Regions from separate parts of the Homo sapiens genome. Here regions 1, 2 and 4 are each linked to region 3. A link is a contact called in ENCODE Hi-C or POLR2A ChIA-PET data. All regions are on one chromosome and are shown on one strand. The core of a region is the stretch at or near the end of the contact, and the rest is flanking DNA. Distances in the headings are between cores, read along the strand shown. Region 1 holds the start of CTBP1-AS (CTBP1 antisense RNA). Region 2 holds the start of CTBP1-DT (CTBP1 divergent transcript). Region 3 holds the start of MYL5 (myosin light chain 5). Region 4 holds the start of MAEA (macrophage erythroblast attacher, E3 ubiquitin ligase).

Evidence for each region. Hi-C counts contacts between places; a loop is a spot of excess contacts on that map. ChIA-PET counts read pairs that join two places held with the same protein, here RNA polymerase II (POLR2A). Pooled maps may share reads with other maps.
Region 1: a loop to region 3 is called in a map with no recorded cell type, with 4 times the contacts of the local background. The contact joins the promoter of CTBP1-AS here to the promoter of MYL5 in region 3. A Hi-C loop is called at or near these places in 3 of 37 single-sample maps with no recorded cell type and 7 of 50 pooled maps. POLR2A ChIA-PET finds 5 or more read pairs at or near these places in 1 of 52 experiments (H1).
Region 2: a pooled map shows a loop between it and region 3 (35-fold over the local background). The contact joins the promoter of CTBP1-DT here to the promoter of MYL5 in region 3. A Hi-C loop is called at or near these places in 2 of 37 single-sample maps with no recorded cell type and 12 of 50 pooled maps. POLR2A ChIA-PET finds 5 or more read pairs at or near these places in 1 of 52 experiments (naive thymus-derived CD8-positive, alpha-beta T cell).
Region 4: a loop to region 3 is called in a map of B cell, with 6 times the contacts of the local background. The contact joins the promoter of MAEA here to the promoter of MYL5 in region 3. A Hi-C loop is called at or near these places in 2 of 168 maps with a recorded cell type or tissue (B cell and naive thymus-derived CD4-positive, alpha-beta T cell), 1 of 37 single-sample maps with no recorded cell type and 12 of 50 pooled maps. POLR2A ChIA-PET finds 5 or more read pairs at or near these places in 2 of 52 experiments (H1 and activated CD8-positive, alpha-beta memory T cell).

What each region holds. Positions count from the first base shown.
Region 1 is chr4:1,208,539-1,211,370 of GRCh38, forward strand. It overlaps CTBP1-AS (CTBP1 antisense RNA), which reads left to right and starts at 1,582. Exons shown (of 6, transcript NR_104331.1): 1 at 1,582-2,020; 2 at 2,352-2,418. It overlaps LOC100130872 (a long non-coding RNA gene), which reads right to left and starts at 424. Exons shown (of 4, transcript NR_024569.1): 1 at 38-424. It also overlaps a transcript of SPON2 not described here. RefSeq lists an enhancer at 1-57.
Region 2 is chr4:1,248,089-1,251,068 of GRCh38, forward strand. CTBP1-DT (CTBP1 divergent transcript) reads left to right here and starts at 1,352. Exons shown (of 2, transcript NR_033339.1): 1 at 1,352-1,384; 2 at 2,023-2,980. CTBP1 (C-terminal binding protein 1) reads right to left here and starts at 1,042. Exons shown (of 10, transcript NM_001012614.2): 1 at 828-1,042. RefSeq lists silencers at 1-650, 821-1,750 and enhancers at 2,121-2,170, 2,231-2,320.
Region 3 is chr4:673,167-675,884 of GRCh38, forward strand. MYL5 (myosin light chain 5) reads left to right here and starts at 1,376. Exons shown (of 9, transcript NM_002477.2): 1 at 1,376-1,517. It overlaps ATP5ME (ATP synthase membrane subunit e), which reads right to left and starts at 1,110. Exons shown (of 4, transcript NM_007100.4): 1 at 1,046-1,110; 2 at 746-800; 3 at 137-235. The coding sequence starts at 1,081. RefSeq lists enhancers at 1,242-1,999, 1,877-1,946 and a silencer at 1,397-1,666.
Region 4 is chr4:1,288,557-1,291,256 of GRCh38, forward strand. MAEA (macrophage erythroblast attacher, E3 ubiquitin ligase) reads left to right here and starts at 1,335. Exons shown (of 9, transcript NM_001017405.3): 1 at 1,335-1,426. The coding sequence starts at 1,358. LOC105374347 (a long non-coding RNA gene) reads right to left here and starts at 1,015. Exons shown (of 3, transcript XR_925046.3): 1 at 329-1,015. RefSeq lists silencers at 856-1,265, 1,366-1,645.

The DNA.
Region 1 (2,832 bases), core at 332-2,831, 540 kb after region 3:
CCTCCCCAGCTCCACCCCTCTTGCCTCTGAGCCCTACCCAAGGCCTGGAGAATCACCGCTTCCTCCTGCTCCAGGGGTTCCAGCAGGGCCCTTGGAGGATGTGCCTGCCGCGTTCTCAGCCCTCTCTGCCGACCTTTCTTGAACGGACTCTGGCCACGGTGCCAACGCGTCAACGGTCTGTCCGTCTGCTGTCCGAGCTCAGGGGCCGTCCATGCCTCCACGGCTGGCATACAGTAGCTCTGGTTTTACCCATGAGGGGGAAGCCCAGCACCCGTGCCCTCGATCACATCGCCAGTTCACAAACACACATGCGCACACGCACACGCCGCCCGCCCACCAGGCAGACACCCACACACCTGTGCACGCACGCGCACGCCAAGCCAGCGGGCCCTGCCCCTGCCCCGGAGCCCTCAGTGTCAGAACCAGGCTGCTGTGGCTGTTTCCTCTTTAATTCGCCTGAGTTTTATGAGCCCAAATTCATAGACCTTTGTTGCTGCATATAAACTTGAGGATAAACTTGTTGAATTTGTTCAACGTAAGCAGCTGAAATTCTGCGTGGGGTGGTGATGAACGGCTCTAGCACTCGGTAAAAGGTATTTAAAGCGCATGTAGTTTACAACACTAACAGCCCGCCGCCCGCGAGCACAGCCCGTCTGGTCATCCGGCGGCCTCACCGTTCACCACGGTTGGCGGCCCTGGTCACTCCCACGGTCTTTACCAGCCGGGTGCCAGTGGCTGGGACCAGGTTCTGACCACTGTGCCCACTCACTGTGGAATCGCGTGAGCAGGCCAGACCCTGCGTCGTAAGGACAGAGCAGGACACGTCCTGTCATGGGGCACCCGCTGTCTGCGACTTTGTTTCCGTTTGTTTCCGCCTCAGCTTGGGGGAGACAGTTGGCAGGCACCAGAGGCGCTCCTGTGAGGTCACCTGGCCAGTCTCAGGATTAGCTGCAGGCTTTGGCTGATTTTCTTGGGTCTTGTACACAGATGCTTGTCAGCAAATACCAGAGACTTATCTCTTCCCTTCCAACATGCAAACCTTCCTTCATGTTCTTGTCTTAAGCGTTTTGGCACAACCTCCAGCCTAATACCAGCCTCTAGGGAGATAAACAGTGCTGCCGATTTCACAGGCCAGGAAACCGAGGCTGAGGGCCCCCCACCCACCTCCTGCTACCCCGCACCCCTCCTGGGGCCTTGCTGGGCGGGGTGACTCCCCGGAGGCGGCACCAAGGGGAGGTTCGTTTCGAGGCTCAGAGCACTTTTCTGACAGCTTTCTGTCCCTTACATCCCAGACTCAGTTACACTTCAGCGTCCCGGCTCCCTGGCCGCCAGGCTCACACCACAGACAGCCCTTGGAGGCATTCCATTCCTGCCCCGACCCTTCAACTTGGAAACATGGAAACAATGAGGCCAGCTGAGTGGGAGCCTCCAGGCCTGTGTCCAGAGCTAGTTCCCAGTGTCTGGCTGCCTCTCAGGGCGGGGCCTGTCTCCAGCTGGAGCTGGGAGGGCGGCCCACCCTGCCAGAGGCCAGCCCCACCCTCGGCTGCCGTGGGGGCTGACCAGGGCCCAGTGACCCAGCCCAGGGCTTGCCTGTGGAGAGGCTGGAGTCAGCCGTCAGCGCGGAACTCCTGGTCTTCCCACTGCCACCTCTGCAGCCCCCACCAGAGATATCAGAAAACATCAGCTCCAGCCTGCAGCCCAGACACTTGAAGTCACCTTGGCTGCCCCTCCTCACACCCGTGCCCACGTCAGCAAAACCAGGGCCGGCTTGTTAACCGTGTCCAGAACCCACCCTTCCCACCCTGCCCAGGCCACCTCCCTCAGTGGCCCAGGGGGCTCCAAGTTGAAGAGCCCAAGACAGGTCAGAGATGGGCTGGGCGGCCTCTGCCACTCACCTCCGGAGAGGGCAGGGAGCAGAGGCCTCAGTCATGAGGTGGGGCTGTCCTCGGCGTGGGCCTCGAGACTGGGAGCCACTGCCCATACCCAAGAGACCTCTGCGAGCACTGGGGTGCAGAGCCAGGTAGGAGGGGGCACCCCACCAAAGGCAGCAGCCCCCCCCCGCTTCTTTCTGCTTTATATGGGGCAGGGAGCAAGGGGAGGTTGACACTTGGCGGATGACGCGGCAGGGTCTGGACACTTGGGGTGGCAGGATAACCCACCTGCATGCAGGGAAAGGCTTGGGATGGAAACATCCCGAGGGGACCCGGGTTCCCCAGCACCCGCTGCAGCCCCTCCTCGTACTACCTGGACCCGCTGCAGCCCCTCCTCGCACCGCCTGGACCCGCTGCAGCCCCTTCTCATAAATGAGTTGGGACTCTGCTGATTTGCATGGACCACGCTTCCAAAAGCAGCTCTGAGAAACCAGGAGGCTGGGATTTTGAAGAGGACGCCGGTAAACAGGCTCAGCTGTGGGCCAAGGTGAGGCATGACCCCTTTTGGCTTTTTTGCCCATTTCCGTAGGCTGGCTGACCCATGGTCTGGGGAGCTTCCTCAGCCCTGACATCTGCTTTCCTTCCTCCTGTGGCCCACAGTCTTCCCAGGTTGCAGGCCGGCCTGCAGGAGCTATGCCAAGAAGGGAGGGGTGGGCAGTGGGGCAGGACCTCAGCCAGTCACACCATCATCCACACAACGGCCCGGCTGGCACACTGCTTCCCTCCCACTGGGGCACTGCGGGCAGGCCGCCTCCAAGCCAGGACCCTACAGCGTCCCACAGACCCAGTGGGCAGAGGGACAGGCCCGGTACACACAGAGACCACTGCCCAACCTGCCACTGCACTGTCTCTGGGTCTCTCTTAGGCCGCCCACTTCAGAGAGGCTGAGCTGAGCCGTGGA
Region 2 (2,980 bases), core at 102-2,601, 570 kb after region 3:
GCAGCGGCTCGGGCCGGCCCAGGACGCGGGCGCTGCAAGATGGCGATGGTGGCAAGCCCGGCGCCCGCCCGTGCTCCCTGCTTCCGCGGCCGCAGCCCGCGAGGAAGGCGCCCCGGGACCTGGGCGGGCCCAGGCAAGGGCAGGTGGGGGCGCTGGGCCGGTCCGGGACCTCGCGGAGTTCGCGGGAACGGAGACCCCGGGCCCTCCCGCGTCACCGCCGGGGGCTGCGCTTTGGGCCCGGTCTGAGGGCAGCGGCCTCCTCCACGGTCATACCCGGCACCCGCGCCCCGTCCCCTTCCCCCACAGCGCGCGGCCACGGTCGCCGGCGGCCTCCCCGCGGGAGGCGCGCTCCCGCGAGTGGCCCGGGAGCGCGCGCCCCAGGACACCCCGAGCTGCGCACGGCTCCCGCCCCATCCCGGCCCCGCAGGCCCAGCCACGGGGTCATGACCGGGGACGGGGTAGCGGCCGGGGATCGGGACCCGGGGTGCCGTCCCGGGTCCGACGGGGCTGGGGTCGGTGGAGCTGGGGGTCCGGCGGGGCAGCCCAGAGGCCCACAGGCCCTTTTGTGTCACCTGCACGGGCCGCGGGCGGGGAGAGCAGACTGCGGCGCTCGCGCACACGCAGCGGCCCGCGCATGCGCAAGACCCTTCCCGCGGTCCCGCCCCCGACCGCGGCCACGCGCGGACGCCGGCGCGCACGCGCACTCGCACACAAAGCCGGCGGCCCGCGGGCGCGCGCTCGGTCCGCCCCCGCGCCCCCCGCCCGCGCGGCACCCGCCCCGCCCCGCCCCCGCCCGCGGCCGGAAACGCGCGCGCGCGCGGCCTTACCAAGCGGCAGGCCCTTGTTGAGCAAGTGCGAGCTGCCCATCGAGAGGCGCGAGCGGCCGCGGGCCCCGACCACTCCGGCGCGCTGCGCCGCCGCGAGCCCGGCGCGTGGGGCGGCCTCGGCGCCGTCCGCTGCTCCGCCCGCCCGCCTGCGCCTGGCCGCCGCCGTGCCGAGTCTCCGCCGCGCCGCTGAGCCGCGCTCCGACGACCGCGCGGGCGGGGACACGGCGGCGCGCGCGGGCGGGGCCTCGCGGTTGGTCTCCTGGTTCCCAGCGCGGGCGGCGCACGGACTCACGCGGGCGGCTCAGGGCCCGCCCGGCCGGGACGCGGCTGCGGGGCGGGGCGGGGCGGGAGCCTGGCGGGAAGCTCGCGGGGCTGCAGCCCGGCGGAGGCCCCGGGCCTGGTGTTCCGCACGTTCTAAACCGCCTGTCCCCGAGGAAGTCGGGCAGGGTCGGGCCGGACTCAGCGCCGCTGGCGGGAGCGCCGTCCGCCCCGAGGACCCTGCGGGCCCGGAAGCCGAGACAGGGCCGCCCACGTCAGCGCCTGGCGCGGGCCCGAACGTAAATGGCGCTCCTCCGCGCCGCAGCCGCAGCCGCCCCGCTCCCTTCCCGCTCCGCCAGCTGCCGCCCTCCCGCGCTCGCTTCTCGCCCCGCGGCCTGGCCCGTGCGCCTCCGAGGCTGGCCAGGGGCACCGAGGCCGCGGGCCCCCCATCGCCCCCACCCGAGCCCTGATTTACCGTCCGAGAGCCGGCGGCACATGGGACCCCGAGAGGAGAAGCGCGCCTGCCCCAGTGCGTCCCCAGGCGGGGGAGCCCCGACTCCTGGAGGGACCGCGTCCTGCCCGGCCCGGGAAGTTCAGGGCTGGAGAACCCCTTCCCCGACCCCATTTCTCTTTTAACAAGAGTAGGGTTTGTAGCTAACCAACGTCCTGACAGCTCAGCTCTGCTTTCCCTTTAAGCATTAATATCAAAGCCCTGCCTGCTACCGGTGAAGCCCCGACCCGGGAGGGCCCGAAAGTCCCTTCAGGGAGAGGCCGCACTGGGCCTGCTCACCCAGGGGCTGCCCCTGCAGACTCTCCCGAGGGGCCCAGGGATATTCCTCGCGCCGCGAGTGGACGCTTCCATCCACCCCATGGGGAGGGCCTCTGCGCGTGGCTACTCTGAGCCCTCTGGAATGCCGAGATAGTTGCATAATTTCAGAAACCACGGCATGGAGACGGAATGATGCAGACTCCTATCCGCGAGATACCTGCTGTAATTTCGCTGTGGTTCGTGAGGACGCGTCCTGGGCTGCCCTGAGAAGCCTACGTCTCCCCTTCGAGGCCCGGGAAGACCTCCAACCCCGCTGACAATGCTGGGCCCTCAGCCAGACCTGCCCTGCGTGCCACGTTCTGTTCTAAGATCGGGCTGCCGAGCTGTGGCCTGGAGGAAACCTGGCAGGTGTCACCAGAGCTTTGGGGAGGGTGAGGCCCTGTCGGGGAAGCCCAGTGGGAGTCATGAAGGAGGGAACACGTGTGGAGCCCTTGTAGGGGGAGGGGCAGCCCTGCAGAGATCTAAGAAAAAATTCCAGAAAAATGAGCAGCAACCTCCAAGGCCAGGCATCGGTGCAGGGGACAAGGGGTCGTAGCTGGAGGGGCCTAGGTGAGGCTGCCGGGAAGGGACGATGTGGTTGGTGGAGTGCACAGGCAGGGACCTCACTGGACTTTCCTGTCTGCTCAGCATGGACAGGCAGCCCAGGAGAAGGCAGCACGTGGCCGGGTGCAGGGACGTACCACCCCCACTTCCCCAGGGGAGCTGGGGTCAGACGAGTCCCAGGCACTCCATCCTCTGCAGCAAGTCAGGTTGTGATTTACTAGGGGGTGGTGAATATAATGGAGAGACTTCTGGGGAGGAATTCCTGGCTCCCGCGTGGACTTGCAGAGCTCAACAGGCAGCCACGTGGCTGAGTGTCCAGCAAACATCACATAAGGCTTTGGGTCCTGCAGGTGGGGCTGCCATGAGCAGCAAGCTCAGTCCAGAAGAACAGTTCCTCTCCAGGATCCACTTCCTGCGCACTTTTATGTGCAGTGTAGCTGGAGCAGAGCTCCCCGGAATTCCACAGGCAACTGAGAACGGAGAGGGATGCAGGCCAGCCAGGGATCCAGCGTCTTCCCCATCG
Region 3 (2,718 bases), core at 126-2,625:
GCCACCACGCCTGGCCAGCTTCCCCATTTTTAAACAATCCGCATCTACTTAGCTCTGCTTAAATGTCCTCCTCCATTTTCCTTATCCCTGCACAAACCTGGGAGGGACAATCTATAAGAGCCAGTGTCACTCGTACCTTCTGCCAATTCTCTGGCAATCCGTTTCAGTTCATCCTGCTTCTTCTTCTCTTCTGCTGCTATCCTCCTCTCCTCTTCTGCCCGAGGTTTTAGGTAATCTGTTTGGCGGAATGCAGGAGAATAAAATTCACTGGAAATGCTGTACAAAAGGAACTGAGTCCACAGGTCAAGGTATCTTCAGCGACGCTGTAAACCAGACGCACCTGCTGTTCCCGCTCTTTATGTTAATGCGAGTCAACGCCTGACCTTCACCCTGACGAGTCCAACCCAGAGGCTACAGGGCCCCTGCTGCCCACCCGCTCACGCACTGGCTCACTCGTCCTCTGCGAACAGGGACTGCCTCCCATCAAGACCTCAGCACTCGAACAGCCATTTAGCACCCGTTTTCACCAAGAAGCAGCCGTTTTCGAGTCCCCCGCCCGGGCCTCAGAAGCCTGAGCTTTGGGTGAGCTGATTCCACTATCGGGGTCACGCTCGGTGGAGGACACGGTCCTGCAGCCTCGCATGCGTCCCAAGCCCCCTTCCAGAGCTGGAGTTCTCCAAATAGCACAGGAGCTCCACAGGAAAGCCGAGCAGACCCCGCCCCGGCCCCGCCCGCGGTCACTCACTGTAGCGCGTGGCTCCGTAGGCCACACCGAGGAACAGGGCGGAGTAGCGGCCGAGCTGCGAAAGAGGTTGGTCAGAGGCGGCGCGAAACGGGGCTCGCGGGACGGGGGTCGCGGGAGGAGGGGGGGCGGGGTCGCTGGGCAGAGGTCGCAGGAGGGGTGGGGGTCCGGTCGCCGGGCGAGGGTCACGGGGCGAGGATCATGGGGGCGGGGGCCGGGGGTCGCAGCCCGCGGGGTCGGAGCTGCGGGGCGGGACACGGGGGGGCCCAGAGCACTGGGCGGCGGCTGCAAAGCCTGGATCACCTTGATGAGCGGAGAGACCTGCACCGGTGGCACCATCTTGTCCCTGACCTCCGCACCGGAAGCACAACCTGCAGACGGAGCAGGATGCCGCACAAGCCAGCAAAGCCTTGGAGGCAAAGGCGGAGCTGGGCGCACGCATGCGCCGTCAGCGGCGAGAGAGCGGGGGGCCGCGCCCCCTGGCGACCGAAGGGTGACTGCGCGCCCCCGCGCGGCGGTGACGTCACGTGAGGCGCACGCGCACAAAGGCTGGGGAGTGCGCGGAGGATCATCGGCTGCGCCTGCGCAGTTGCTGCGTGAGGCGGGATCTGCGCCGAGTGGGCGGGGGGTTTCCTTTCCCCGCAGGGCTGGGGGTCCGCTGTTTCCCCGCGCTGCTGCCGAGGCCCCGCCGTCCGCGTCCTGGCCGTGTGTCCACACCCCAGACTGCGGGCCGGGGCGCACTCTGTCTTCTTGCGCGGAGCGTCGGAGGCCTGAGGTCAGGGCGGCTCGGGCGGGTCCAGCCCCGCGGACCGCGCCCACCCGAGGGTGGCCTGGGCAGGGACCTGGGGGTCCTGGGAGCGGAGTGTGAGCCGAGTGCAGGTGGCTCCCCGGGCAGGTCCTTCTCCTACAAGGCAGTAGTGTCTGTCGCCGGCCGGGCCGCGTTGGATTCCGCGGCCCGCGGGAGCATGGCCTCCAGGCCCCTCTTCCTGCGGCTGCTCTGCCCGGGAGCACGGGGCGCCCTTCATCCCGGAGCTGGAGCTTCCTCACCCCAGGATGCCCCATCACTTCTGTCCCGAAGAGGGGCTGGGATCTTCTTGGGAAGACCAGCCCCCAACAGAGGCTGCTCCCTGGGTCCCCCGACTCCAGGCCTCAGGACTCCACGGCTCCAAGGGCCTGCCCCGGCCCAGGCCTGGGGACCACTGAGCCCCACACTGGTCTTTGCTGGCCTCTGTCCACCTCCCGGTAGCTGTGTGTCTCCCACAGCTGCCCAGAGATGGGGCCTGCGGTGCCTATGCAGCCTCCCCGCTGTGCCCGAAGTGCTGACCCGCCAGCCCCATGGACACCAGGCTTGGAGTCTAGGCAGGAGCCTGGCACCCCCTCCACGTTCTGGGTCTTCCTGGCGGCAGCCATGCTGCCCGTGCTGGGCCACCCTCGGGCCCCCTTTGGCCCCATGCAGTAGTGACGCAAGGCCTCCTGTGTCCCCTCCTGGCCCTGCACTGCTACAGGCAGAAGCAACTGGAGAACTATGGCTCGGGTCTCGCTAAGGTGCAGCATCACAAACTCCAGGACTCTTGAAGCAAGCATGGGGAGGACCCGTGATCCTGGCGGCCTGGGCTACCTGTCCGGGCCTAAGTCGCCTCTGCCCCCTCTCCTGGCTTGCTCTGGGGTCCAGGGCCTGGGCCTCTCTGGCTGAGAAACTAGGAAGTCACTGGGCTCTGTTTCCTGAGCTGGGTATACCAAGGCCAGTCCTATAGGGCAGGGGTCCCCAACCCCCAGGTGCAGACCAGTACCAGCTTGTGGCCCGTTAGGAACCGGGCAGCACAGGACGAGGTGAGGGAGCATGATTGCCCGAGCTCCACCCACTTTCAGATCAGCCTGGGCATCAGATTCCCATAGGAGCGTGAACCCTACTGTGAGCTGCGCACTTGGATCTGGATTGCGCTCTGGTGAGAATCTAATGCCTGATGAACTGAGGT
Region 4 (2,700 bases), core at 85-2,584, 620 kb after region 3:
TAAGAGGAGTGCAGTCCATCCAACTGCTGCAGTGCTCCTGTGTACTACTGGGACCATCCCGGAGAGTGGCAGACACGATGCGAACCGTGAAAGGACGCAAAGAGTACAGAGTGCATGCTTCCATCTCTATAGGAAGGTCAGGAACGCTGTTACGGGGAGCAGGGTTAGAATGATGGGGATATAGCCCGGGAAGGGGCAGAGGAGCTTTCTGTGCCACGGGAAATGTCCTAAATCTCAACCAGGACACGGTTAGATAAAAGTGCAAATATGGGTGAAAATTCATTAAAGCTGTATAGTTAAGATTTGTGCACCTCACTGTAAAACTTACTTCAAATGTCTAAAAGACTGGAGTCTGCAGCCACACACTTGAGGAATAACACTTTCCTTAGTCCCAACTCCTGTTTAAGTAAGACAGAGAAAGATTCCACAGTGCGGGTCGGATGTCTTGCGGCTGTAACATGTAGCAGCCTCCAAGCGGAGGTTCTCCCTTCATCGCTGTGTCACCTTAGATGTTTTTCCTTTGTTTAAACACCAAATATTTTAAAAGTTGTTTAGAAATGTGTTATGTGAAACACAAGGTGGTTTAATTGGGACGTCATTTCCTAATTAATAAAATCTAATTTCAGTTTTATTTTGGAAAGGAGGGAGACGGGTGGTGTTTGAAAGGCTGAGAATGTGAAGTGGCTGAAATGAAGGCAGCGCACGACCTGGATGCCAGCGCTGCCCGCCCTGCAAGGAGAGGGCGGAGAGGCCACACGCTTCTCATGCTTCGGGAGTTTCTGTCCATAAATCAGTTTTAGGTACTGGGCCTTTCCTCTTCCGTTGGGAAGTCGGAGGTTCCACATCAGGATTCCAGCAGCTGTAAATCGGTCAAAATAAGGCCAAAGAAAAATAGCTGGCTACAGGCGCATGCGGCCAGGCGTTTTGTTGGCGTTGCCCTTGGTACCGCAGGCACGAGGGACCCACAGGGGACCACCCCGCGGGAGCCCCAAGTAACTGGACGGACGCCAAGTCCCCCAGCCCGCTCGGCCCCAGCTCCACCCGCCCGGGCCGCAGCCCGCACCCCATCGGCCCGCCCCGGGCCAGGAGCATCCCCAGCTCCGGCGTCTGCGGCCTGAACCCGGTAGCGAATTCAAGGTGGAAACCGCCAGCCGGGGCTATCGTTGATTGGCTGAACGAGAGGAAACCCGGCAGTGATTGGTTCGCGCCTTCTTCCGCCTCCGGCCGACTGGGCGGATACGATTGGTGCAGGGGCATCGGCCCGCCCCCATCCTGCTCCGGCCGGCGCGTGGCGTCATTTCCCGGCGTGCAGCGCGCTCGCGCGTCCCCCGCCCGCTAATGTTTTGGCCGCTTCAAGATGGCGGTGCAGGAGTCGGCGGCTCAGTTGTCCATGACCCTGAAGGTCCAGGAGTACCCGACCCTCAAGGTGGGCGCCTGCGCCGCGCAGGCTGAGGGCAGCGAAGGCGTCTCCAGCCAGTGCCCTCGGGCCGCGAGGGGCCGCCCCGGGAGGGCCAGCGGCGAGGGCGGCGGGAGCTGGGCGCGGCCTCGCGGGGCCGTGCGGGCTTCTCAGGGGCGCCCGGTCCGCGCCGGGCAGGTGTGGCGGGGGCGGCGGCTTTGGCCCTGCCAGGCGCCCGACTGTGGCCCCTCTGCTTGAAGAGCTGCGTGAGCCGAGCCAGCGACGACTCTGGCAGCGCTAAGGGTGGCGAATTTGGGGCTGGGGTGGAAGCCGGAGTTTGCGGGGCGTGGGGTCTCTGGCGCCCAGGCAGACGGAGTGCGCGGCGTGCCCAGCCAGTGCCCGGCCGCCCTCCCGGGAGCCCAGGGCTGGGAGGTGCCGGCTGCGCCGGTCGCTAGTTAGGAACTGTAGGGAGAAACCTCACGGCCTGATGGCACCCAGCGACCTTTTTGATGGGCGTCACCAAACCTGAAATACAGCTCTTGCCGTCCGGCTGCCGGTTGCGTGACCTTGGGTGGTCACCTAGCCACGTCGCACTTCTTAGAATGAAATTTGTGCTCCTAGTAGAAGGAGCCGATACTTGTTCTTTACCTAGTTAGTAGAGGATTTGATATGAAGCACCTGGGAAGGAATTCCTTAAAAGATCAAGGTCATAGCTTTCCTAGAGCTGCGGCTGAGCTTCGTGGTTCTGTGTTGCCTTCCTGGAGAGCTGCGTAGTTTCTCTCTCCTCCCAGAGCGCCCTGGTGTTCACGTCCGTCTGAGGACGGACGGTGTGGCGACAGGTGTGGAGGATGCAGTATGGCCAGGTTGCTGTGCGTTCCCCCAGCCCCAGGGCAGTTCAGCGAAGGGCTGAAGAGCACAGGCTGTGAGCCATCCTGCTGGGGTGTGAATCAGGCTTCTCTGTATTCGTCCTTACTGGGAGACATCAGGGCCCGGTTGGTGACTGTTTATTCTTGTCAGGTTTAAGCAGTGGTAGCGCCTGTGTCACCTCAGGGTGAAATGAGTGACCACGTATTGTTTCAAACAGTGCCTAGCATTCATTAAAAGGTCCCTGCTACAGTTAGCGCTGCTGAAGTCAGGCTGTACCCTGCTGTAGCTGGTCTTCATAGGAAAGCAGAAGCAAGCTTCTCCTCCTCTTTATTAACTAGCGGTTTATTTCATATTTTTAAAAAGAAACGGGGTTTCACTGTTGCCTAGGGTGGTTTTGGATTCCAGGACTTAAGCGATCCTCCTGCCTTTTGACCTCC